Regions from separate parts of the Homo sapiens genome. Here region 1 is linked to region 2. The links are chromatin loops, found by intact Hi-C in ENCODE. Cell type or tissue: Calu3. All regions are shown on one strand. Each heading gives the region's core, and the rest is flanking DNA. Links, peaks and the distances in the headings are about the cores only.

Evidence for each region. Peaks named below come from ENCODE experiments on the same cell type or tissue, not always from the same donor. Only the 100,000 strongest peaks of a DNase experiment are listed, where the experiment ranks them.
Region 1: a loop joins it to region 2, with 2.5 times the contacts of the local background. A loop is called at or near these places in 5 of 110 quality-filtered maps.

What each region holds. Positions count from the first base shown.
Region 1 is chr3:20,316,602-20,327,993 of GRCh38, reverse strand. No RefSeq gene overlaps it. Among named protein-coding and RNA genes, the nearest start is that of SGO1, 140 kb to the right of the region's middle. In Calu3, for the core only: no CTCF peak of the experiment used is centred there; a DNase peak (open chromatin) is centred at 4,503.
Region 2 is chr3:20,221,028-20,232,419 of GRCh38, reverse strand. No RefSeq gene overlaps it. Among named protein-coding and RNA genes, the nearest start is that of SGO1, 41 kb to the right of the region's middle. In Calu3, for the core only: no CTCF peak of the experiment used is centred there; no DNase peak of the experiment used is centred there.

The DNA of each region.
Region 1 (11,392 bases), core at 1,371-9,370, 95 kb before region 2:
TAAATAACACTAGAAAGAACCAGTTGTGGAGACATGGGATCGATGCATGGCCTGATTCAACAGTTGATCAGGGAATGAGTTTTCCTGAAGTAAGCTGATTCTCAGGAAGGTCAATTAAGCAGGGGTTGTTTCATGTTCCAGTGCTCAAGGGTAGGCCAAAGTTCAGGGTCTGGGGGAAGGAGAGAACCCTGATCAAAATTTGGTCAAGTCAAATTAATGGGCATGTTCTCAGTTTGGTCAATAGGGAAAAATATTTTAGCTAATCATTTGTGAGATAAAGAATGAAAATTTGGAGGTTCTGTACATGACCTTGTCCTGGGTAAACAAGGGGTTCATCTCTGAGTCTTATCTAAGTCACCTGGGGAAAGGTAGTTGTGATACTGTGAAACACAATCATCCTCTGTCTAATGACATTTTGGTGATGAACTGCATATTTAATGGTGGTCCCATAAGACTGTAATAAAGCAAAAATTTCCTGTTGCCTAGTGATATCATAGCTGTCATAAAATGATAGCACAACACACTCCTCACATATTTGTAGTGATACTGGTGTAAACAAATCTGTGCTGCCAGTCATATAAAAGTCTAGTGCATACAATTATGTACAGTAATTAATAATAAGTGACTATGTTACTGGTTTATGTATTTGCTACAGTATACTTTTTATTGTTATCTTACAGTATACTCCTTCTACTTATGGTTTTTAAAAAGTTAGATGTAAAACAGCCTCAAGCAGGTCCTTCAGGAGGTATTACAGAAGAAGGCACTGTTATCATAGGAAATGACAGCTCCATATATGCTATTATACCAAAAGACCTTCCAGTGAGACAAGGTGTGGAGGTGGAAGACAGTGATATTGGTGATCCTGACCCTGTGTAGGCCTAGGATAGTGTGTATGTTTATGGCTTAGTTTCTAACAAAAAATGTTAAAAAGTTTTCTAAAAATTAAAAAATTTAAAAAAAGCTTATAGAATACAAATATAAAGAAAAATTTCTGTACAGCTGTACAATGTATTTGTGTTTTAAGCTAAGTGTTATAACAAAAGAAACAAAAAGTTTTTTAAAAACTTAAAAGTTTATAAAGTAAAAATGTTTCAGAAAGCTAAGTTTAATATTAAAAAAGAAAATTTTAAAAAATACATTTAGTGTAGCCTAAGTGGACAGTGTTTATAAAGTCCACAGTAGTGTACAGTAATGTCCTAGGCCTTCACATTCACTCACCACTCCCTCACTGACTCACTCAGAATAACTTCCAGTCCTGCAAGCTTCATTCATAGTAAATGCCCTAGACAAGTGTACCATTTTTTGTATCTTCTACAGCATATTTTTACTGTACCTTTTCTATGTTGAGATATATTTAGATACACAAATACTTATCATCGTGTTAAAGTTGCCTGTAGAATTTAGTATAGTAACATGCTATACAGGTTTGTAGCCTAGGAGCAATAGTCCATACCATAGAACCTAGCTGTGAAGTAGGCTATACCATTGAGGTTTGTGTGAGTACACTCTATGATGTTTGCACAATGAAGAATCACCTAACAACACATTTCTCGGAATGTATCCCCATCCTTAAGGAACACATGACTGTATGTATTTTTTCTTTGTCCAGTTTCCTGACTTATAGAACCTAAAACTCTTGGAATCTTCAGTGTCATAAGAGTATGTTGTGTATGTTAATGAGATGATTGGTAGCTGGGGCTTCCTAGATAGCCTCAGAAGGGAGGCTGGTCACTAGATAGACCAAGGTATAATTAGAGGGTTGGGGCTTTCAGTGCATGCTCCCCCAAACCTAGGGTGGAAGGACTGGGTAGAGGGGCTGAAGTTTAAGTTGATAATAGCATAGATTTCATAGTGTGGTCTTTGGAGAACTAAGCAGCCCAAATCTAAAACACATTAGACTCTTAACACGATGCTGGTACAATGCTAAATAGATGAGAAATATCACTGTTTCCATTATTCATTGATGCTTCTATAGCCAAAATATCTTTCTTATACCAGGCTTTTTTTGGCTTTTCTTAATTAACTACAGAGATCATCTTTGCCCATTAACCCATTATCCAAGATAAATTCAGTTATGGTTTGCATGTTTATCCCCTCCAAAACTCATGTTAAAATTTAGTTGCCATTGTAATAGTATTAAAAAGTGAGACCTTTAAGAAGTGTGTAGGTCATAAAGGCTCCGCCCTTACAAATGGACTAATGTCATCATCATGGAAATGAGTTCATTATTACAGGAGTAGTTTCATCCTCCACTTGCTGTTTCTCACCCACTTTGCCCTTTGGCCATGTAATGCCTTCTGCCACATTAGGACACAGCAAGTAGGCCCTCACCAGATGCCAGCACCTTGATATTGGACTTCCCAGCCTCCAGAACTGTGAACCAATAAATTTATGTTCTTTATTAATTACCCAGTCTGCAGTATTCTCTTACAGCAGCACAAAACAGACTAAGACAGAAAATTGGTGCAGGAGAAGTGGGCTGTTGCTTTAACAAATACCTGAAAATGTGTTAAGCAACTTTGGAACTAGGTAATAGGCAGAGGCTGGAAGAATTTGGAGGAGCAGGCTAGAAAAAGCCTATTTTGTCATAAACAGAGCTTTAAGTATCATTCTAGTGAGGGCTCAGAAGAAAACAGGCAATGTAGGGAAAGTCTGAAACTTCTTAGACATTACTAAGTCATTGTGACCAGGAAGCTGGCCAAAGTATGAATGGTAAAGGCAATTCTGATAAGGTCTCACACAAAAATGAGGAACAGAAACAAGGTATTGGAAACTGGAGTACAGGCCATTCTTGTTAAAAAAAAAAAAAAATAGCCAAGAACTTGGCTGAATTGTTCATGCCCAAGGGCTTTATGGAAAGCAGAACTTTAGAGCAATGAACTAGGATATCTGGCAGAAGAAATTTCTGAGCAAAATATTGAAAGTGCTGCATGGCTTCTTTTAATTATATACAGTGAAATGAGAGAAAAGAGAAAGTATTTAAAGATGGAATTTATAATTAAAAGGGAAACAGAATATAAATATTTGAAAAATTTGTAGCCTGTCCACAAAAAGAATGTAAAGCATGCAATGGTGTGGCCAAGCAACCTTTCGATGAGGGGATTAGTATAACTGGAGAGAAGCCAGATGTCATTCATCAAGACAATGGGAGAATAACCTCAAAGGTATTGTGGAGATCTTCAAGGCTGCTCCTCTCATAATGGGCCTAGAGCTCCAAAAGGGCAGAATGGTTTCAGGATATGGCTGAGGGCACCTTCTACTGACCAGGGCCACCTTGCTCTCTGCATTTCAGCACAGTGCTCCTCAGCCACCCCAGCTGTGGCCCAAGTAGACCTGTGTGCAGCTCAGAAAATGGACTAAGACAAACTTTGTTAATAATTTCTTTCTTTTATCTCTGCTTATATGAATAAAATGCACAAACCCAAATGTCTAAAAATAGAAGAATAAAGAACCAAGTTGTGGTCATCCACCAAATGGTGCAAGGATGACAGTCAAGGCAGCCTAAATGTGTTGTCTATGAAGAGTTTTAATAATGTAGAAATATATCAGAATATATTAATTTTAAAAAATATAGAATTTTATAGCCAAATAAATAAGATAGATGATTGATAGACTGATTTATATATGAAAAATAACAAACACAACTCTTGCTTTATCATTAGACATTGTGCATCCTCTCTCTTTTCTGTATAATATGTTCTGAGCATCTCCCCATTTGCACAAATAGTCCTTGAGAATATACACTCTTAAAATTATAGCATAAGATATATTCCTTTCTATGTTATTTTTCTATTAACCTCTGACTCTCTCATTAAGAATTATGTGGCAGAGGATGGAACATTAAATTGGCAAGCTCATGCAGCAAGGCCTCAAATAAATCTTCATTTGAGACAAAGAAGAGTTCAAACCACAAATGCCATGGTCAAAAGAGGACTAGATGAGAGATCTAATAGAGAGAAAATTGGTTACTGGAAATAGGAGGGAAACATTTATATTATAGTCTGGGGTTTGGAACGAGCCAATTTGAAGGAATTGAGACCATTTTCCCACCCCAAATGGGAACTAGAAAACCAGAGTTGCCCTTCTCCCATCCCTTCTGTTCAAGAATCAATGTTACATTAGTTCCCTGAATACCCATATTTCCCCATGCTGCTTTGGTTTTGCATAAGCTGTTCTTCTGCCTTGGATACCCTCCTCCACTTGTCCACCTGGCAGACGCCTCCTTATCATTAAGTGTCACTTGAAAGCTATCTTTTGCATGAGGCTTTCCCTGATTCCCCCAGAGACAATTAGGTTTTCATTTCCCCGGGCTTTGTAGGGACCTTTGTTACAGCCATTGTTAGCCCAAGCTGCGCCATTTTGTCAACCTCCCACCGTTTTGTACACCCTGGCCAGAGTGGAAATTTCCCAGCAGTGGGAAACACATTGTCGGGCAGGTCTCAGGCCCAACTGCCTGGCCATAGGAAATTCTTCCCTTATCAGCAGCTAACCACACCGCCCATCCCATTTTGCAACAATTCCACCTCTCCCAGCTAGACCTGTAACTGCCCCAGTCTGTAAAAGGAGCTCGAGCTCCAGCCACATAGCTGGTGTCCCCCTCCACAGGTTTCTTCGTCCAATAAACCTGTGTTGCTTTTGACCTGCATCCCCTTGTTTCTGTCTCTTTTCTCCATCCTAACAGCCATCATTTTATTGTAACATAACCATTTGCATGTTGGTCTCCTCTAGTAGACAGTAAATGCCTCAAAAATAAGGTTTACATCTCTTTATGTCCTGTACTTAGCATATTATAGATACTGAATGATTAATGAGTAAATAAATGGACAAATAAATGAAATTGTGTAATGAGATGAAGTAGAATTCATTCACTTACTTGGGACCAAAAATAAAGTCCTGAGGCCACAGCAGTTTGAACTGCCTAACTCCTAAAAATTACCAATATTCTCATTTTACAAATAAAGAAACTGGAATTCTAGAAAAATTAGGAAACTTACTCCAGAAAGTAAATTTCAAAAAACAAATACAAATAATTCTCCATTACATGAAAAGGTAAATGCAAATTAAAACCATTTTTTATCTATTAGACTGGCAGATATAGTTTTTATAATAAGCTTTTTTGGTATGGTATAATAGGCACTTTTATATATTGTTGGTAGAAGTGTACATTGGAATCACCACCAATTTGACACTATAGTGGAAATTTGTATCAAGATTACAAATATATGTAACACTTGGACCAGAAAATCCACTTTTAGAAATTTATCCTACAAAAACTCCTATACTAGTTTGAAAGGTTATATGAATAAGAATATTCATTCCTTCATAGTTTGTAGTAGCAAAAGGTTGGAGAAATCTCTGTTGTCTATCATCAGGCTAAACATATTATAATATATCTAGAGCAGTGGTTCTCAAAGTATGGTCCTCAGACTAACAGCATCAGCATCTCCCGGGAATTTATCAGAAATGCAAATTCTCACACTTGAGGGTAGAGCTCAGCAATCTGTATTTTAACAAGCCCTCTATGTAACTTTGATATATATTAAAATTTGAAAAACATTCACCTATAAAATGAAGTACCATGAAGCTAGGTAAAAAAGAGGAAGCTGTCTATGTGCTGCTAAGGCAAGATCACCATTACACAGCACTTTGTTAGGTGAAGAAACTGCAAAAGAGTGTCTGTAATATGTTACCTTTTTGTAAAAGAAAGAAGGAAAGAAGCCATATTTTAATTGGCTTTTAAATAAATTTTTTAAACTGAAAATCTGGACGCAAGAAATTAAGAAGAATCATTATGTATGACTGCAGTGTCTTGGCAGAGGGGTAACAAGAAATAGGAGAGAGACTTGTAACTATGAACTTTATTTTATACTTTGTGAGTTTTTTTTGTTTTTGTTTTTTGTTTTTTTTTAGACAGAGTCTCTCTCTGTTGCCCAGGCTGGAGTGCAGTGGCGCCACTTTAGCTCACTACAACCTCCACCTCCTGGGCTCAAGAGATTCTCGTGCCTCAGCCTCCTGAATAGCTGGGACTACAGGCACGCACCACCATGCCCAGCTGAGTTTTGTAACTTTAGTAGCGATGCCGGGCGGGGGCGGTTGACCATGTTGGCTGGCTGGTCTCAAACTGCTGACCTCAAGTGATCCACCCGTCTCAGCCTCCCAAAGTGCTGAGATTACAGGCATGAACCACTACACCTGGCCTTGCTTTGTGATTTTTGAACCACATGAATATATTAACTCCTTGATTGACAGATAGATTATAGATAGATGGATAGATAGATAGACAGGTAGGTGACAGATAGACAGACAGACTTGTTTTAATTATGTATATCTCCAAAGTGTAGTGAAAGAGAATTACTAACTGAGCTAACTCCTTCCTACTGCATTTTTCTTATCAAGACCCTGCAGAATTATAAACAGTTCTGTTTTTTTTTTCTTTTTTAAGAGTTACTGATGATCTGTAATAAAATCAGGTAGATAACACACAGACAGACAGACACTCAGATGCATGTAAACACACACTTAAGGAAGGACTGGCTGCCTTGTTAACAAGATAACTAATTTTCCAATTGCTTATTTCCAAATTTAAGACATTTCTTACCCATGTGCAGGAGTTTATCCAATTGCAGAAAGGCGTATCTACTCACAAATTGTCTGTCTAAATTGGAGCAACCAGACAGATCTAAACATAAAGGCTATTAATAATGCAAATACCAGGTCACACTGATTGAAGATAATTAAATTAAATTAAACAGCACACCTACTATACGGCTTGTAATCCTAGAATCTGAGCGAAGTCCAACAATTTAGATAGTTTCAAACATGCACAACCCATTGATACCAAGAAATGTTTTGTGGTGGTCACATTAGATGTCTATGTGAGTATATTGCTGTTAATTTGATGTGTGAACCTTAATAGTTACTTAAAAAATCCAATTGTCCTTTCTATAAAAAAAGAAAAACTAGCGTAACCCTCATCTTCTCCCTGGAATGTGATAGGAATTAATTAGGGATTTTTTAAATTTAGTAATATTTTTAGCTTTTCAATTCCATACATTATGCAAAAAGCAAATAGCCTTGTCATAAATGTCTTATTATTCTGTCCTATTTTCAGTGTAGTGACACTCGGACAGAGTTAAATCCCAAGATCACTTCCTGCTGCCAAACTTCAAAATGGAATCCACAGCAATGACCTCACCTAAATCTCCAGAAGGACTGGAAAATTACAACTCCAGGTGGCTGTTTCTGGCTTACGTCCTCAGGAGACCTTTATAGGCCCTGTGCTGTAGAACATGAGCCCCACACTAGGTGTATTTACCGTGCTATTTGCTTTGATCTGAATTTCCTCTGATAAGTACCTTTGAAGTCCACATATTTTTCTGAGTCTGCTGCCCTGCAGATGCCCAAAATGAGCCATGAGAACTATTAAACTGTGTCTTGACCTTCTGTGGAAGCTCAAATGAACCATCAGTAATAGGATATAAGAGAACCAAGAGAGACCATAGCCAGTGATAGGTACAATTGCTATCACTGTACTTCTTACCTATTTCAGAGACAGGCTATAAAGATTTCAGAAAATGTTAGCCAAGTGCTTTGAGTCCTGGAGAAAAAATATTAGTGGAATTATTTGAGACAAAGAAGGGAAAAGAGAGTTTCTTTTTTAAAAGGTAGAAGAACAAAGGGAACAACAGAAATTCAATTCAATAAATAGTTATCAAGTGCCTGCCAAGTACTAGGCCCTGGACTCAGAACCGAGATGTGTGAGTACTTACAGGACAGTGCTCTGGAAGACGAATGGGAAGAGACATTTAATAACAACAAGGTAGATTAAAATAAATTTCATGAGAGATGAATTTTTTGTTCATTTGTTTTCATTTCCAGCAACAAGCACTGAATTTCACACAGAGGGTATACTCACAACACTGAAGATATGAATGAACAAATTACTGGATACAGAACACTGGGAAAAAAGCTTGTTTCTAGCCTCTTGTCTCTTAGTCTGCTTTCCTTTATGCACATTCCCCAGCTTGTGACTTTAAAACTCTATTCATCACCTAAGTATTATATGCCTTTCAGAAGCACCATTTGTAGGGTTTAAAGTTTATTAGTAGCAACTTTTCTTACCACTTGGCTGCCATCATCATAGGGGGCAGTTTGGAAGCTATACTGAAATAACACAGACTGCATGTTAGGAGTAAGGAAGAAACTGATTCATCCTGTTTTGCTCAGGACTTTCCCCAATTTAATAGAGGAAGTCCTGCTTTCTGAGAAATTTCTTAGTGCCAGGCAAACTTGGATGGCTGGTCACCATAATTAGGGACTTCCTATGAACTTTTCTTCAAGTATTATCTCTGTATTTTAGTGTCAGAAAATTGAAAATGTTAGACTGCAACTTTCTGGAATACAGGTTAGCAATTTCCCTTTTACAACAATTGAAGCTCTTCCCATCTCTTACTTTCCTCTAAAATATTCACACTTTTTTAAAGTTATCTGACTCCTATTGCTCCTACCCGCAAGAATCTTTACTTGTTTCAGAAAGTTTTAGAGCTAAAATGCACATAGAATTAGCTAAACTAGTCCTCTTTTTACTGTTGAGAAAACTTGAGTTCCCATGAGACAATTGGCCAAAGTCATACAGCTCTTTAGTCAGCAGAACAAGGCAAGTGCTCTAGTCTCCCAGTTTCCAGGTTAGTAATGTTCCTCTTACACTGAGCTTTTAAAAATTAGTCTATCTCCAATAGGTTAAAAATTATATTTTATGTTCCATAAACCCAGACTTATACATGTCGTTTCCCCCTTCACTGTATTTGACAATTCCTAATAAAATCCGTCACAGTGCTTTGGATATCAGTTTATAATTTGATCAACAGTAGTCTAGTTTTAAGTGCAGTATTCGGCTAATGAAAAAATAACACAACCTCTTTTATTCATGATTACAAAAGTCCTTTAACTCTTCAATGAAAAAAAATGTTTAAGAATACTTTTCTATTTCATTGGTTATAAAACTCTTTTCTTCTACTTACCAGAGCCCATTACTGCCTACTGGAGTCCATGATCTAATAATGTCAAGAGTAACTCACAGTATTTATCAGTTTAACAATGTCCTTTAATCTCTACAATAACCCTGTCAGGCAGTATAGTGGATGAGTTGTCCCCTGAAGAGTTTGGTTAAAAAAAAAAAAGAGAAAAAAGAAAAAAAACCCTTTCCCTCTGAGAGTTGCACTGCAAAATCAATACAATGCATAGTGATAGAGACATGCAAAGTTGATTTATAAGTCAGTTGAATCCCAGACACGCATAAGACAAGTTTGAAGATATTTGCCAATACCTCAGTCATTATAATGACTTTATAATAAATAATTACTTTATAAAAAAAATCACTGGACAAGTCAGAGAAGCTGATGCCTATTCAAGGGAGAGGAATATTCCTGTAATAGAAAACGATACATCAGGCTACCCTTACCCTGGTGCTCCAAAATTCAACCACATAACTAATTATCTTTATTTGGATCCTATTCTCACTTAATAACTTTCTGACTTTGAACTTCCAAAATTCCTTGCCTTCAAAGACAGTATGGCCTAGCCAAAGAATAGCACTGTTCATGCTCAGTGACTTTCACATTTATCATTCTAAAGTAATAAACTTTTATGCTGATTTATAGGTCAATCTTTACAAATTTGGTTACAAGCCTTGTCTTGAAAGAAGATGCCACTCTGAGAATACAGAAAACCCTAGTCGCCATAGGTTATGGCAAATGCCCCATGGTAACACCTCCTCCGGAGGCCCCTTGACAGCCAGCCAGTTCACCTCTCCTTGTGACTCACTGTCCCTGGCTTTGTATCTTCCACAAAAATGTCACCTAATAATGTTATCCTCATTTTATATATGAGAGAATTAAATCTGCAAGCTAAGTGCCTTGGCCATGGTTGCTTAGTATAATTATGGTCTGGAACTCAGACCTTTAACTCCAATTTTAGTAAATTTTCCTATCCTGACTTTGTGGCAGATACCTCGGTGTTTCATAGCACATCACCCTGGACACCTTGAATTTCAGCCTTAGCAAAAATCCACATGAGCTCAGACTACCCTCAGGTTGAGGGCATCAAGGGCATGTCACCCATCTTTCTGCTTTCTGCCAAAAGGCCTTTTCTGATGCAATGCCATAGAAGCCTGCTCAGACCAAGGACAAGCATAGTTCAAAGGTTGCTCTCAGAGATAGCCTTCAACCTACGGGGAAATGAGGGGGGCCAGATAAATGTCTCTGACTCGTATCCTACAGGTGGATGCTTCTGCAAAGTATGCTTCTCAGAAGACCCCAGGAGAATCAAGTCTTTGTTTCACTCCCTTACATTGGGTTTTCCTCCATCCTTGTCTAACTCTTCTCATACCCTCACTACTGCTTTCTGGGATCCTCCCCAAATAAATTATAAGCACCCAAATTCATTTCTCAAGCTTTACATTGAGGTGAACCCAAACTAAGACAGAAACCTTTACTCTTGAGAGTGAGCTAAGACAGACCTTCTTTCTCTGACATCCAGGAAGCTCCTCTCTCACTGCTGTCCCATGAAGACCTACAGAAAGCCCATCCTCGGGGCTTCACAAGAGCCGCAGTTTGGGCCAGGCTTTAGGGCCCATGTGATGACTTAGTAAATCATATCCAGGGAAGAACTCTAACTCAGGGACCCAGAAGGGTCCTAGAAGCTGACAGGGATATTACATTCTCTCTATGTCTAGAAGAGCACAACAGACTCTTCATCTTGTGAGTTTCTACAACTACCAACAGTCAGAAAGCTCCAATTATCTATTGATACATAATACACTACTCAAAGTGATGGCTTAAAATGATGCCAATATTTATTTTGCTCACTGCATTATAGATTTATAAATGCTGTCTTAGCCCAGTTTTGAGGCTCAGGCTACAGGCTGGTCAGTTCCCCTTCTTGAGCAGTCAATTATATCCATCTTCAAGCATCTCCCTTATTAGGCTCTCTCGTTCTGGGCCACTGTACACCCATCCTAACCACCTCAGAACCACATACCAGAAAACTGAGGACAGTCTTTATGCCTCAGAGGCCCCTGATTCCTCAATTCAATCAGCCCACTTATTCCTAATATTCAACTGGCCTATCCAAAGCCTACTTGCCCTATCTCACCTTTTTTTCTCCCACAGAAACCCCACAGTGCAATAAAAGCACTTTCCCAGAGTTCCCCTCTCTCTCTGTGCACCACCAATCCCAGTGCTTCTGCTGCTGAGTGGCCCTGCATGGCATACTGTGTTCTCAGGGAACAATGAATGTAACAAAATTGTAAAACTCTTTCCAGCTTCTCTTTCTTGATCTCTGCCTGGCCTCACCATACCTCACCTAAGGTAAAATGGTTAAAACACAGAAC
Region 2 (11,392 bases), core at 1,192-9,191:
TCTGCAGCCACCACTTATTACACACCTGCTATTTGTCTGTGTCTTGTAAATATGAAAACATAGACTATTTTCTATAAACATTACAACGACCCCATGATGTAAATATTATTATTGTCTCCAGTTATGGATAAGGAAATCAGGGTCGGAAAAGTGAAGTATTTCCCCAATTGTGCATATCTCATATGAAGCAGAATTGAGATTTAAGCCCAGGATCTCAAGCCAAATCCTTAAATACCATGCTTGTACACTGCCAAGTTAACAAGGTAGGGCCTTTTGTTTGATGTATATTTAGTCTTACAGAAGGTGAGGAAAAAAAGCTTTATTCTAAGGTCATATGTTGCAAAAATAATATTAATCAAGCAGTAAACTACAGGTAGATATTATTGATTTAACAGAAGAAAATTGCTTTTTTTTTTTTTTCTTTTAGGAGTCTCGCTCTGTTGCCCAGGCTGGAGTCCAGTGGGGTGATCTCAGCTCACTGCAGCCTCTGCATCCCAGGTTCAAGCAATTCTCCTTCCTAAGCCTCCAGAGTAGCTGGGATTACAGGCATGGGCCACCACGCCCAGCTAATCTTTGTATTTTTTAGTACAGATGGGGTTTCACCATGTTGGCCAAGCTGGTCTCAAACTCCTGACCTTAAGTGATCCACCTGCCTAGGCCTTCCAAAGAGCTGGGATTACAAGGTGTGAGCCACCATGCCTGGCCTAAAAGAAGATAATTGCTTTTGATGAGCAACTTATCCCTTAATATTGGAAATTACTAAAATATATATTACTAATAATTGGTCAGTGTCTTTCACTTTTATCCTATGTTAATTTATTCTTCATTTAATTCCATTGTTTCCTGATTGTTTTTCAATTTTGTGTTTCATTGTGACCTCTATTTTCTTTTCTTTTTGTACCCGTTAAGTCTACATTAGGTATTCATGGTACAGTGATGTAGAATTTAATTCCAAGTGGAGATAGATCTTTATATGTATTATGATTATGTGCCTCCCTTTCTCTATGTATATACATCCTCTCTAGCTGTATATAAAATTCTTCTTAAGAAACAGAACATTGGTTTATTCAGAACTACATCCTCTACAATTTAAAAGCTTTCAGGAGCCATTTTATATTTGCAGAATATCTCAATTGTTTTGAGTGGCTTTTCAAAACAAGATACTACAGCCAGGATTTTTTTTTTCCAAAAGGCACCTGGAATTAGAGACAGAATTGGCACTCTGTGCTATTAAATCAAAACTCCCCCATCTGTTTCTTAATACCCTTGCAACATGGAGGCCAAAGGTTTAAATAGACAGCCAAATATTTATCCATTGGGCTAAATTTCTACTTACCTTTGAATATGGCACTTTATCACTGCTGTGTTGTACTGTATTAGTCATATAAAGTCATATGTAGCTAAAATACAACTGCATTCACTTTAGAAAATACCTGGAAGTGAAATGCATGGGAGAAATATGCTCGAACACTATAATATGTTGGTTAGATGGCTTTTCTTCAAATGTATTGCAGCATTTGGTCTGTAGTGTGGAAAAGGTGTACAAAAAATAGAAACTGACAGATTTTTAAAAATTCCTTATATAGACATCATAAAAGGGTAACAGACATGGCTTAATTCATTTACTAAGTTTTTGTTTAATTAGTTGATAATATTTAACTATCAAAATGCTTATGTGAAAACCCAGATTTCCAGCATTTTTTTATCGTAAGATCTGATTACCATGAGCTGAGTCTCTGCTGTCCCTTAGTCAGAGGATGGACCTCCAATTTGCTGTTGTCTCCCCTCGCCTGCTTCACTGATTTGTATTACCTTCCTAACTTGTGTTGAAGACGGAATTTGTGGCTCTGTAAGAACTTAATGGACTCTGAAAGATGCCACAGGAAAATTGACTCAATACAGTGAAGTATGGTGAGGCCAGTGACAGATTAACTCATTACTAACAAAACCACAATAAAATGCATTATACGCACTGGTCAGCCGAGCCTTGGACAACTAGATAGATCTAAAGCATCATAATTCATGAAAGCTCTATAATATTAATAACAGATTTGCCCCACCTGAGATTTTTTTCCCCTCAACAAAAGTATCAAAAACAAGATAAATTAAGAAATTTTAGAGAACTTAGGTTTTTAGCATGTCAATAAATATTCGCTGTTTTTCCAAAGGTCTAGAAACCCTTGACTGAAGTGGGCTTTTCCACCTACAACTGGGTCATTTTAATACCTAAGGAAACTGCAAAATGCTTCTATTCTTAGCAGAGTCCTCTGAACCAAAAATGACTGATGGAGCAAATACAGACTCCAAAAGTGTGCCCAAGAAAGGAAAGGAAATCCCTAAATCTAATCCCAAACAGATTACTTCTAAAGAGTTCCTCCAGTAAATAAAAGAAACAATATAAATTGCAACTTTCAAAAAAACTCTCATTTGTTTATTTTTACACCATTTGTGAAGAAATGTTAGTAAGAGGTAACATTCTGGAGTCTTCCACAGTTACAGTCCTGTCTTAAATCTCAATATGATGTACAACTGTCAAGACCAAGATAGAACTTGACCTAATTATGACAGTATCTTTCCATCACAATAGCACTGATTAAGGGCTTAGTTTACGTTTAGACAATTCTCTACCTTTAAATGGCATTTATATTAATTCATCTTATGTTGCTGACAGAAAAGCTCAGTCATAATGTATTGTCAGGTGTTTTTATCTCATGCAAGAGCTTGCTCTCATGAGCAATTAAAATCTAATTAAAGTCATTAATGTTTATTCCTTTGGGAAATATAGTTATTCATAGACATCAGAATCTTTTATGTTTTCCCACCACTATATAATTCATATTTTGTTTCTCACTTCTAAGACTCTTCAGGAGTTATTTTCCTATCACCCTAAAATAGAAATATACCCTTTGGCATTGTTTTCAACATTTGCCAAAGCTATTTGCAGTTAAATTGAATAAAAAATGAATAATGTGTTTATTAGGAGTCTCAGGAGCAGAGATGCAACTTTTCTCATTATGTTATATTAATGTTTCTGCTCAGCTACATGATAGTAATAATTTTATAACATAAATAGTAGATTAAGTTTTGAAAAGTCATAACATCTACAGGAACATACCTGGACCGGAAATTCTTCCACATAGTGGCAATATCCTTTAAATCAACGTAAAAATACAAATATGGTATAAACTTTTAAAATTTAATTTTCCTGGGAAGTGTTTTTATTTTTTAAAACTAGGATGCATTTTTGTATTGATATTATAATATTTCTATGAACACATTCTCCAATATACCTAGAGGGTCCTTAACTAAATAATACATGTATTAGAAAAGAAAGACAACAAAATTTTTTATACTGTTTACCTATCATTGCACAAGTCATATACTCTATTTCAAAGGACAAATAAGCATAAATGTTAATAGACAATAATGATACAACTTTTTGAGCATTTACTGTGCCCGCCACTGGTTTAAATGTTTCATCCACCTCATTAAATCCTCATATCTTATTAGGATTATCCTCTTTTAACAGGGGAAACTGGAGCACAGAAAGATTAAGTAACTTGTCAAAAGTCAATCAGCTAGTAAATGATGGAGCCAGAATACAGTTGACTCTAGTGCCTGGACTTCCACCATCTTTTCCTATGCTATACTGTCTCCTAAATTCAGAGCTTCTCCCTTTTTGAAGTTGTAGTTATTCAAGTGCTATCTATGAGTTCTGAACCTTCCTGACATTCATTGAATGACTGCTTCTGTGACACTATTGCAAAGTAGTTAAAATAAGTATATATTCAGCCACCATGCCTGCCACTTTACAAACTACATGGATCTAGGCTTGTTATTTAAACTCTCTAAGCCTCAGTTTTTCATTCATAAAATGGTACGTACCTCATAGAGCTGTTCAGAAAATTAAACAAAGAATGCAAGTAAAGCACTTCACTAAATGTCTGGCTCATAGAAAGCAATCGATAGATGTTAACTATTACTATGGCTTTAGTGTTCAAGTGCATGCATAAGGTGCTCTTTTAAGGAGTCAAGAGACTTCCAGGAATCATCAAATAAAAACACAATTTCATGTCTGATACAAGGCTGTGTTGCTTTTGTTTTTGTTTTTGTTTGTTTAAACACTAAAACAGGGAGCCTTTCAACAATGTGGATATTATCCATGAAATAAATAATCAATGATCTTACTGCTGGAGTTGCAGATTTTTCTGGTAGATTAAGAATACAAATTAAATAGGGAAGTAGCTATGCCTTTCAAGCTGTTGTTTTAAAAAAAACAGTACTTCTTAATGGTATATAAGAATAATGGTGAATCAGAAATATTTTGTAAGAATTTTGTAAAAATCTGTAAGACAGTCCTAACACTGTCTTTAGTACTCTCTACTAAAAGCCAATAAATGATACTTAGAAAATAAGGTATTGAAATAACATCCCTATGGTTATGTCCTCCTTGTCTATATGGCAAATATTTTTAAGAATATTTTTACCCAAATTTACTATCCTTTCATCTATGAATGTTACTGTTAGTGGTTCCCAAACTTTAAATCACCCTAAAGATGATGACGATTTTAATCAAGTGAGGTACATTATTGATAAAAGGATTTCAAAAAGGTAGAATTACTGTGATACTAAAGAGTTTTAGGTTTCAGGGTCCCTCATTTGCATGGGGTCCTTCCAAGACCCTGGGATGTTGAGTGGGAGATGCATTTGGTTTGAGTTTAATGTGCATTATTTATGTGGCTCACAGTCACTTCCCTGTATAGTTAAGTTATTGCTGGCTTTCCTAGTATAGAAATGGATTCCAAAAATACTCCTAATGCCCACTGTGGTGAGTTATCCAGCATTTTTTTTGCAAAGGTGAGAGACAGAGTCCTATCATGATATGAATATGCCTATGGTAGTCAAAACTGGAATTATGTGAGAAGAAATTAGATTGTGAATGTATGGAACCATAAGTTGATATGTGGAAAATAATTATACAGATGTGTTGGCAGTTATTTAATAAAAATATAATTTCTCTGAATCTTTCACTGTTTGAGGGTTTTGTCCCAGCTTTTTAAACTATTCAATCGGTTACTTTTTTCTAATTTTAAATAAATGTGGACTTTTATGCTTAACTTTGCATTTGTAATTTTGTATCCTTTTACATAAAAGAGCTCAAACCACATAGGCTTTAGTCCCACAAAACCTGGATCTACCTTGACCATAATATGTAATAGAAGACTGATTATCCTATTTCCCCACTTTTCCCAAATAGAATTATCTTAAGGTCAAATAAAATCTTTCTCACTGCAAAAAAAAAAAAGGCTTCTATGAAAAAATAAAAGTATAAGAGAATCAGAACCCAGCCAAATTAGGAATAGGAAATCTTTAAAAATCCTCATTTGGGCACAGTGGCTCAAGGTCTGGCAGAAGGATCACTTGAACCTGGAGGTCAAGGCTACAGTGAGCTGTGATTGCTTCACTGCAGTCCAGCCTGGATGACAGAGTGAAACCCTGTCTCAAAAAAAAAATTAATTTAAATTTATAAAGTTAAAAAAATAAAAAACTCAATTACTGTTCTTCACATGTCAACATAATGATCCATAAATACATTAATTTCAGCATCCATTCACATAGTCAAGGTATGCAATAATTTTATCTGAGCTAACACCTTTTAAGTATGAAAGATATTAATCTAATTTTAAAATTAGTCTTTTTGGAATATGCCTAGTACCTGAGAGAAAAGGTTGGCACAATTTAACCTTGATAAAGGCACAAAACTATACACACCCATGTATAAATACAAATGCAAAAATCTTCAATTTTTCAATTTTAGGAAGACCAAAGTAAGAACGGCTACAATCCAGAATTTTCCAAAAGCGTTAAATTCATTCCAGGGAAGGATTGCCTGAGTCTATGGCAGTCTTCATTTACTGGTCACCCTAAAATTTCATCTAAAAAGTTTTGGTCAATATTTGAATTGATCTAAAATTTCCACCCTGCCCAGGGAATCCCAGAAGCTGGTATTCATCACCAAACACTTGTATAATATCCATTGAGCATTTTGTTCCAGGCATCATAAGCTACCTAAAAGCCCATCTTGATTTTACAGTAATTGACATAGCAAGTGAAATGATACTGGGCTATTAAGTGCCATATGAAATGTGTGAAAACGTCACTGAATCAATAGATGATATATTCATTTAAACTAACTCCTGGGGCAGGGTGGGGGGAAGGCATTGAATTCAGCATGATGAAAAGATTGTAATTTATTAACTGTAATCAGTAAATGCCCATAAGTTTGGCATTTACTCATACTCTGGCACAATAATAAAGAAAACCATAAAACCAGATTCCCCAAAGGCTAAGTACTTCAATATTTGGCAACTGGGGGCAATAGTCTTACATTTTGCCATGAAACCATTTTCTCCAAGAAATCTGCCGAAAGAGGATATTGGAATTACATAGTATTCTAGCTCCACCAAGTGACAGCTTTATATTGTTACTGCATTGCTGCTACTCATCGGCCAACCTCTGAGGGGTACACTAACAAAATTATACATTCTACTTACAACATGCTCATTCAGCCAGCCAGACTTGAGGGGATTTTTTTCCTATTCAATCATGATGCAAAAAAAATTGCATTTGTACTTCTAAAATTCTAGTCTCAGTTTGGCCTTCCTAATATGTATGTTTGAAATCGAAAATCTTATATAATTATTTGCAATTTATTATGTCACATTCCATTCCAAGTTTATGACTACTTTTGTTGAAAAAGTATGGGATACAATTTTACTATTCTACACAGACATTTGCGTTTTAGAAATTAAAGTTTATGTAATTCAAAGTAGTTATCTTTCTTTAAAAATCTACAAAGAAAACAAGTAAGAATCATGGACATTTTTAAAGAACAGTAATTTTCTGGCTCAGAATTCTTGTTTATAAGCTACAGAATAATAGGAGAGCTTTTTTGTCAAATAAAAGGCTACATTTCTTTTAAAAGTAGCATATGTTCATTATTTGAAATAAATAATTAACTTATGACACAGGAATATATTTTTAAAAGAGAACAAAAAATTTAAAATTATTCATAATTTCTTCACCCAAAAGTATCCAATATTATATTCTAGTGGATAATATCAGGTTATTTGCTAAACATATATTTACATATGTATCGGGAGGTACAAAAATAGCATGCTATAATACAAGCTATTTTGTAGTATGCTTCTTTTTTTTTCTTTTTTTGCATTTTCTTTTCTACATGCACAGCTGTGAGCTTTTTTCTTCATGAAGGTTATAATGTATAATATGGTATTACACAGCTGCATAGTATATCAATGTATGAACATATTCTTACTGTATATCCAATGTCCAATTGTTAAACTTTTTTGTTGCTGCCAGTTTTCCTCTATAACAGGCAACTCTGAATATACAATTTTGCATGATATAGTTTTATTAATATCAGATTAAAGTACCTTTAAAGCAAAAAGCATTATTAACAAAAAAGAATTACTACTTCATGTTTAAAAGGGTCATTTCACCAAAATAACAGAAAAATTTTAACTTGTCTACATCTAAAGCATAACTTTAAAAGCAAAAATTGACAGAACCAAATGATGTTGACATTATATAAGGAATTCATACAGAGAGTTTTACGTATATAGGAAATTATATAAGGATTTTTACACTTTTGATTATTGCTAGGTAAGAGTATATTCTTACCCTCAAAATGGTAAGAATGTAGAAAATTTATATATATACTCAATGTTCATTTATTATTTCATAATTTAAATTTTAAAAAGTAAAAGGATATCCTTTTACCAAACTACAAAAATAAATGGATTGAGAATGAACCTTCTCAGCTGACTAGAAAATTGCACACATTCTACCTCCTAAATCATGTGAAGAAATGAAGAGTTCTCAAGAAACTTAAAGCTAGGAGACTGAAATTGATAAGCACTAGTGAATAGCAGCAGGGACCATATTTTCTGAACCATCCATTATGGGTGCCCCAGATGAGTCCCCACTAAGTAATGGTGTGTATTCCAAATGTTTTAAGTCAATTTTTTGGAACTCAGGATACATTATTCTCATAGAAATAATGTTGCAGACAATGTATTAATAGAATAGCCCACACAAGTCCACTTAACTCATACTATAGATGAATTATATTGTTAACTAACAGGCCCACAGAACCCAACCATCATCAACAGTATTGTTTCTCAGGGAAAATTAATACCAACTTCACCCCAAACAGCATAGTGCTTGTTTCCCCTAATGTAGCTCTAGGAATGAGAAGGTAAACTTTCCCCCACATGCTAACCAAAGCCACAGGGCTGGAATTCCAGTGACTCTAGAGGTTCTTGGAAGGAAATTTAGGAAATAAAAAAGCATCCCACAGTTCTAGCCCTCCCTCACCCACTACCCCAACCAAATCTGCCCAGCTAGACAGTCTCAGACACAACCAATGATAGTGAAGAAGAGTCCTGAGCACACCCAGAAGCTGCAATATCAGAACTTTTCATCCATTCCCAGTATGCTTTGTGAAGAGAGCCTATGGCAACCAGGCCTAGAAATGACTGCTCTGGTCAAGGTTCTTGTCTAAGGTAAGTATTTGAGTTCAGTATTCAATCAAGGGCCGTCTGAACTGTAGCAAATAAATATTACCAATAGGAGATTGGGGGATAGTAAGACATTCCCTTACCTGAAGCAGCAGAGACCAAGAACACATTATTGGGCCAGGGAGGCCCATCGGCCTGTCATTCACAGCACAGGATTGTGGGTAAATGGACTTTCTCTAGATACTCTATAACACCCTTGGGAGACAAGTGGGTGACAGGTACAATCCCTCCATTTTTCACCAAGCGTAAATGAAGCCCAGAAAGTGTAGGTGGCAGAGTTCCAGAAAGCTTTTCAAAAAGTAAGAAGCTAACCTTCCAAAGCCGGCCACTTTTCTTTCTAGGTGAAAAGTCTTGCATCAAGTACAAGTATTTCATGTTAAGACTTGCTAAAAAGTCTTTAGGGATTTGTTGATAAAGCATTGCTCAGGTCTCAGGGGGAATAAAATAGCAAATTATAACAGGGACATTTTGCAAATGTTTCAACTCTCAGCATAGCTAATTATGCTTCCTAGGGCTTTTCCTAGAATTTTCTTGACTATTTGAATTAGTGATAAATTACTTGAATATTTCTTCTGATTACACATGAAATCAAACTTTCTTACTTCTAGAGTTTTTCTCCCTCTACTTCTTTCCTAATTATCTGGACTAATCAGAAAGAACACTGATATCTACTCTGATTTCTAAGAAATATGTGATATATAATTTTTATCCACACGTCAGACTTACCAAATTCATCTTCCAACTCTAGGAAAGATAGTTTTGTGATCTACTTTATGTTCAAATTATCTTTATAAATTATATTTTATTATGTAAGTCCATCTTTTCATCCCAAGTAGGACTTCTCAGAAATCTCCTTGGACTGAAAGAAGTAATAGTTATTGAAATACAGTATTTCAAAAAAAGATGACAAATACACAACATAGAAAAGAGAAAGAGAAAAAAACTGGCAGAATAATAACAATAGAGGTCTCTTACTCTCGTTATTTAAGCCATAGAAATTCTAGTTACACTTTCATCTGGCATCCCAATTGAAGTTCTTTAAGGCATTCAGCATGTCAACCTTCTCAGGATGTTTCTTCATCCTAAGGAAAAGAGTAACGTGCACTTCAGAAGTGTTCACTTTTTAAAAATTCATTTCTGAAAATAGATGCTAGCCTTCTCTGACTTCGTTTGTAGTCAAGTATAAGGTCCTTAACGCTCACTGTCTCCTGGGATAATTAGCTAGACAAGTAATTTAAAGTAACACAAATGCCAAAGAAGAACAATAAGAAAACTGGCCATTTTTGCTGGGTGAGTTATGGCTCCTAATGTCTCTGCTGTCATTTGGAATGTGTGAACCATGCTGGTAAATAAATGAAAAAGCCATAGGTGGCCACACAATCACAATGGTCAGGGGCAGGACAATGAATAAGGGAGAATAAGCTGGATCAGGGAACAAAGAAAGGGACTAGAGGCAAAATGAACTTCTTTCTTTCCATTAATCACAAGACTTTGTGCCTCTTTCTTCTCTATGACATACAATTTCCCCCTAAATCTGAGACTGATATCTAAGAATAAAAAGTGCATTTTAGTCTGGAGTTATTTTGCCACCAACCAGAGGACCAGTCACCCACAGAAACAGGGGCTGCCAGATTCTCACAGCTGCCCAGAATCAGCAGCTATGAAAAAGAGAAGCCTGCTGATTTTGCTGTCCTGTGCAGAAGAGGGGCAGCTTCATTATAGACACCTCCAAGGCAAGTTGGAAGTGAGAATAGGTTGACTCCAAACAGAGCTGCAGTGAAAGGGTTGACTCCAAACAGAGCTGGAGAGAGAATCTACCATGTACTAATGACAAGAGAAAAATAAAGTCAAGAAAATAAAGAAATAAAGAAAAGTAAAGTCACAAGTAGCTTCAAGAATCTTGCCTGCAAGAATCTTATTTCAATATATGTAACTTGGGTTTTTATTTTCTCAGTTTCTCTACCACTATTTTTTTCATACAGTAGGCCATGTGTGTGTACATTGAATAAATGAATGGGATGTGGTCAGCTTCTCCCTACTAATGCTTCAAATCTTTACTGATGCTGGAGCTTAATAATGCTTACAGAAATTGTTTGGAGTTGTAAAAACATTCAGGGATGTAGATTTGTCAAAGAATATTAATTTATGTGAAGAGATAGACACAGTATATTGCTAAATTAACAATACAGTACAACAATCGTATATTGCTAAATTAAAAACAACAGTACACAAAACATAGTTATACTATGTTACTATTTTAGATACAATTATATATTCATTCATTCCATCAACAAATATTTATTGAGCTTCTACTATATGCCTGTCACTATTAAATTCATAACAATCTTTTGCTCTTGAAGATTAAATGGGGAGGAAGTAGAGAATCAACAATGACAATAAATAATAGATGTAATAAAATAAGTACATTACATAGTCTATTAGAAAATCCTAAATTCTCTTAAGAAAAGCACAGTGAAGCAGGACAATGGGGATTGGAAGCAGGCATTGGAGGTGGGGATGAAATGTGGAAATGGGTTGCAGTTTTAAATAGTGTGGTCAGGATAGGCAATTTTTGAATGTGGGATTTGAGCACAGACTAGAAGGCGAGGAGGTATGAGGGAGATTACCCCACTTGGAAAAGACAGCCAGAGCAAAGGCCTGAAGGTGGGTGTGCCTGAGGTGCATAAGCAACAGCAATGAGGTGACTGTGTCTAAAGAAGAGGAAACAAGTGAGAGAAAAAAAAGTTAGATAGGTACTAAAGGTATCAGATGATGTGGGTCCTTATATG